Linked DNA regions of Homo sapiens: region 2 is linked to region 1. Evidence: read pairs that join two places in POLR2A ChIA-PET (ENCODE). Cell type or tissue: PC-9. All regions are shown on one strand. Each heading gives the region's core, and the rest is flanking DNA. Links, peaks and the distances in the headings are about the cores only. Region 1 has its middle 23 kb from the start of SNORD14E. Region 2 overlaps UBASH3B (ubiquitin associated and SH3 domain containing B).

Region 1 (2,805 bases), core at 171-2,670:
TTTTAAAATGTTAAGTAAAGATCTTGGCAAATAAAAAGAGATGATGTGGTAAAACTTAACTTTTTGTTTTTGTTTTTGTTTTTTGGAAAGAGACTCTCCACATGGGGAGGGTGCCGGACCAAGGGGTCCAGAACACCCTGAGTTTCTTCCTTTGGCTTGGGGCTCTCTTAGATGGTCTTAGCTACAAGCAACAGAAATAGGTACTCGTTGACTTGAGGGGAAAAAAATGACTCGTTAGGAAAAACAACCTGTTAGGAGCGTAGCCAGAGAATCAAAGGAAGTGCCAAACCATCACCCGCCGCGGGAGGGCCCTGCGAGCTGTTTTAATCAGCTATTCCAGCATCACAAAACACAGCTGATTAATACAGCAGCAGTGTCCTGTTTCTCAGAATTGTGTGGAGGGACTGGCTAGAAGTTCTTCCGTTGGTTTCTTCTAAACTCACTCAGGTGACAACATCCAGCTGGTGGAGAGACTGGGGCAGGACTCAGCTGGGAAAGCTGTGAAGATGGGGCCATTCTCTCCACGTGGTCTTTCATCCTCCAGGAGGTTAAACTGGGCTTTTCCCCATCACACCGTGGACAATGGTCCAAGAGAGTAGGAGTGGAACTGCAAGGCCCATCCTGGCAGCCGTACAGCGTCGCTCTCACCACGCTTTGCTGGCCAAAGAACACCATCAGGACATCCCAGATTCAAGTGTTCGTACTTCACCTTTTAATAGGAAAGGCCACAAATAATTTTTATCTGCTTTTAATCAGCCACAGTCCATCTATAAACAATGATTGTCACTGGTAACAATGATTGGCAGCTCCTTCCATCAAAAAGTAGACCCCTTGAATCTGGACCAGCCTTATGAAATGTTTTCAATGATAGAATATGCTGGAGAAGACATGGGCCACAGCATCCCAGAAAGGCCATATCTTCTCCTTCCTGGAACACTGCCTTTGCCGTGTGAAAAAGTCTGGTCTAGACTCCAGTAGGATGCAAGACCACGTGGAAAGAAAGCTACGCCAGGCTCCCGGCTAAGCTCAGCTTACAGTCAACACCGCATGAATGTATCTACATGAGTTTGCCCACAACAGGCCAGAGGAAGAACTGCCCAACCAACTCACAGAATCACAAGCAATAAGTTGTGGTTTCAAGCCACCACATTTTGGGGTAGTTTGTCACACAGCAGTAGATAACCACCTCCGGGGCTTTCAGCATCAGGAATTGTGCAAAGTCTCTCTGAATTTGTCATTAACATAACTGCTCCTAAGTCTGGTGCCCTGGCCTCTTGGCTGCAAGATTGCCAACTTTAGGTTAAGAGTCTACTTCTGAACCAACCAGCTATGGCAGAAAAGTGAGGGGCTGAGTCACTTAGCACAGACAGAGGTCCTGAGGGTCACCCAAGCTGATACCTCCTGTTACCTCCACACTGCATCCCAAGGAGTCTGCTATTTCTGATCTCAATCTTCAAAACCCTAGCCCATTTCTCCACATCCTTGTCAACGTGTATATTATCTTTCATCTTTTTGATACTGCCATTCTGACATGTTTGAGGTAAGAACTCATTGTGGTTTTAATTTTTATTCTCCTAATGATTAGTGATGTTGAATATTTTCTCATCTATTAGTTGGTGTTTGTATTTGTTTGTTTGAAATGGAGTCTCGCTCTGTCACCCAGGCTGGAGTGCAGTGGCGCCATCCCGGCTCACTGCAACCTCTGCCTCCTGGGTTCAAGTGATTCTCCTGCCTCAGCCTCCCAAGTAGCTGGGATTACAGGTGTGCGCCACCATGTCCAGCTAATTTTTTGGATTTTTAGTAGAGACGGGGTTTCACTATGTTGGCCAGGCTGGTCTCAAACTGCTGACCTCAGGTGATCCACCTGCCTCGCCCTACCAAAGTGCTGGGATTACAGGCGTGAGCCACTGCACCTGTCCTGTTTTCTTTTGAGAAATGTCTATTCAAGCTCCTTTGCCCATTTTTTAATGGGAACCCCTCTCCACTCTTGGTGGGAATGTAAACTAGTACAGCCATTATGGAAAATTGTATGAAGTTTCCTCAAAAAAAACCTAAAAATAAAATTGCCATATGATCCAGAAATCCCACATCTGGGTATATACCCTAAGGACTTGAAATCAGTATGTTTGCTCTTCCGGGGACGTGGTCTAGAGGCACTCGGAATGGTCCAGCATTTGACATACTGCCGTAGGCTTTCCTACAATTCAGTCTCTAACAAAACTAGGCTGTCCCGAATACCTGGTAATAGAATTGTTTACCTTTATACCAGGAAGGTTGGGAAAGCACCAAAATCCGCATGTGGGCATGTGTCCAGGAAGACTTCATTTTGAAGTTTGTGCTGTGAGACCTAAAGTTCCTATGAGATTGCCCCCAAACAAAAAACATGTCAGCAGGGCCTCCGGTGGTTGTGTGTGTTCTAGGTGTGTTCATGACAGGATCAAGAGTGATTTCCTTATCGAGCGGCAGAAAACCATTGCGAAAGTGTTGAAGGCACAAGCACAGTCAGAAAGCTAAATAAAAAAATGAAGCTTACAGCCGGGTGTGGTGGCTCATGCCTGCAATCTCAGCACTTTGGGAGGCCAAGCCGGGTGGATCACCTGAGGTCAGGAGATCGAGACCAGCCTGGCCAACATGATGAAACCCCGTCTCTACCAAAAATACAAAAATTAGCCTGGCATGGTGGTGCGCACCTGTAATCCCAGCTACTTGGAAGGCTGAGGCAGGAGAATCACTTGAACCCAGGAGGTAGAGTTTGCAGTGAGTTCATGCCACTGCACTCCAGCCTGGGTGACAGAGTGAGACTCT
Region 2 (2,805 bases), core at 61-2,560, 230 kb before region 1:
TCAAAATATTGCTTAGGCAAATTGTCTTCTTGAGTGTGTTTGCTCCCCTGCAGAGCATTTAGTTAGCTTCCAGTATTTGCAAAGTTTCCATGTCTTTATAGAAACAGTCTTCCCATACCTTGCCATTTTCCCCCAGGAAATAACATCCTGATTGTGGCCCACGCATCTTCCCTTGAAGCGTGTACCTGCCAACTTCAGGGCCTGTCACCTCAGAACTCCAAGGACTTCGTACAAATGGTCCGAAAGGTAATTCATTCTCGTACTTTGGGGTCCGTGATGGCTAGTAGTTTGAAGTCAGTACAGTGACTGGCTGATTACCAAGTTCTTTGAAGCATGTGTTTATGCTGAGCTGGGAATATTCATTTATTGCTTCACTCAACCAAGATGTATTGAGTGATACTCTGTGCAGGGCACTTTATTAAGCCTTGTGTTAGAAAAACAATGTATGAGAGCTAGTTCTAGCTTCTAAGAGCTAAAATGTAGGAAGCAGCTAGGAATTATAAGCAAATTGTCTGGATTTCCCTGAGGGACCTTCTCTGAATTTCCCTGAGGGAACTTGGGTTGGATCAATAGAGGTCAGTCCAAAAGACAGCATCTGAAAGCTTAACTCAAACACAGGTCCTTGAAGGTAGGCCGAGGCATGCAGCAGTTTCAAATGAGGAGGCTAAAAGGCAAAGCCAGGAACAAGACAGCAAGACAGAAAACCCATGAGGCTGACCCACACATCTGGAGTCTTCCTTTCTGTGCCTGTGGGAGAGGTTTTCTGGTCAGCTGCCTCCCACACACTTCCCTTCAGGCAAATTACATACTTCCTTTCTCTGCCGCCAGAGAACCTGGTTCAAACTCAATTGCAATCTTTTTTCACATTTTTGAAAAGTTTATTTATGCATCTGTCCTCATTTGTAAGTGCTGGAAGACAGAGAATTTTGTCTTGTTTGTAAATGCAGCTCTGGACACAGACAAAAATAAGTTTTAAAATTGCTGTGACAACTGAAGTGAGGGAGAGCACAGCTTCAGCTTTGAATGTTGCAGAGACTCGTAAGGAGAAAAAAAAAACGGGTGAAACAAATTTTTTCAAATTGAAAAATATTTTCCATTGGGTCCAAGTATAATTTCAGAAATGTTTGAGCTGACTTTTTCTTTTCTTTTTTCTTTTTTTTTTGAGACAGAGCCTTGCTCTGTCACCCAGGCTAGAGCACAGTGGCGTAATCTCGGTTCACTTTAACCTCTGCCTCCTGGATTCAAGCGATTCTCCTGATTCAGCCTCCCACGTAGCTGGGATTACAGGCACATGCCACCACGCCCAGCTAATTTTTTGTATTTTTAGTATAGATGAGGTTTGCCATGTTGGCCAGGCTGGTCTCGAACTCTTGACCTCAAGTGACCCGCCCGCCTCGGCCTCCCAAAGTACTGGGATTACAGGCGTGAGCCACTGTGCCCGGCCTTGAGCTGCCTTTTTACCTGGACTTGCAATTGGGAATTAACTCCTGGCATTGTAGCCTTATGTATTTTGGTCCTCTTTTTCTGCCACCCAATTAAGCAGCAATCTATGAACAATGACTTAATTACTTTAGGGGAGGTCACCATTTAATGGATCCTTCTGATGAATCCTCTTGCAATGTAAATACTCTTCTAAGTTACCAGTTTTACCCATTTTATTTTATTTATCGATTTTTGAAGGGAATGCATTTCTACAAAGCCACTATCCATTTCTGACTGCAATTCTCTAGGGCCACATGAATATCTTTGTATTTAGGTAAAAGTTAAAGCATTAAACCTATCTCCTAATATCCCCTTTCTTTACGACTCTTACTTCAGATCCCATATCTGGGATTTTGTTCCTGTGAAGAATTAGGAGAAACTGGAATATGGCAGCTGACAGATCCACCAATCCTTCCTCTTACCCATGGACCAACTGGGGGCTTCAACTGGAGAGAGACCTTGCTTCAAGAATAAACCACACCAGTGAACAAGAAGGAAAGGCCTTTTGGAGTGTGTCTTTCTGTGTGTTTAAAAACAGTGGGAAAATCCACACCACACTCTAAGTGGACAGCTCAGAATAATTTAGCATATTTCCTTTCACACTTAAAGTTCTTAAGATGAGACTGTGTAAATGAGAGAAAGACTTGATTCAGAGGAAAAAAATGTGTTCTCTCTGGACTCTTGCCTAGCTCACAAGGCTTTGGAGAATTGTCTTCCTAAATCGGGGCACCTGCTACAGAAGAGAATGTTTCGTTCCCTCTGGGTATGCACAGCTAAGGGGCCTCATTTCTCCCAGAGGGAGCTGCTGGCCCGCTCTAAGGGGTGCAAGAGGAAGGAGTGTGCCCAGACCAGCTGGGGGAGCATTGAAAGGACAGCTTGGGGATGGAATTTTTTTTTTTTTATCTCCATTTTCCAGTTAGGTAGAGCCAAGCTGAGGAATCCTTTTAAGATTATTAGAAAACATGCCCTGAAGAGAGTTGTTCTTAGGTTACACATGAAATCCTACCGTCACTAGCCCCCATACACCAGTGTTGCTGGCTGAAGATACCCGCTTAAGGATGCTAACATTTACCCTGGTACTGCCACATTTTCTCTAGAGCAGCTGGCCCTTCTTGCTACAGCCCTATCCCCCCTCCTTGCTTCTGTGAAATGGGGAGACAAAGCACTTTTGCTCTCCAAAGCACTTTTGGATACTCAGGAGGAAAGATAAGATACATGTTTGAAGTATTCAATCATAGGAGCAAAGAACTTGCAAAATATGAAGTGACTTGGAATTAACCATGTTGTAGCCTAACGTGCTACTGCATTTCTAAATCATCAATA

Evidence for each region. ChIA-PET counts read pairs that join two places held together with the same protein. Peaks named below come from ENCODE experiments on the same cell type or tissue, not always from the same donor. Only the 100,000 strongest peaks of a DNase experiment are listed, where the experiment ranks them.
Region 2: POLR2A ChIA-PET joins it to region 1 with 11 read pairs; 6 of 35 experiments call an interaction of 5 or more read pairs at or near these places.

The regions. Positions count from the first base shown.
Region 1 is chr11:123,033,707-123,036,511 of GRCh38, forward strand. It overlaps the pseudogene RPL34P23. Among named protein-coding and RNA genes, the nearest start is that of SNORD14E, 23 kb to the right of the region's middle. In PC-9, for the core only: no CTCF peak of the experiment used is centred there; no DNase peak of the experiment used is centred there.
Region 2 is chr11:122,807,931-122,810,735 of GRCh38, forward strand. UBASH3B (ubiquitin associated and SH3 domain containing B) reads left to right here. Exons shown (of 14, transcript NM_032873.5): 13 at 137-246; 14 at 1,819-2,805. The coding sequence ends at 1,956. Among named protein-coding and RNA genes, the nearest start is that of CRTAM, 29 kb to the right of the region's middle. In PC-9, for the core only: no CTCF peak of the experiment used is centred there; no DNase peak of the experiment used is centred there; H3K27ac peaks cover 973 bases.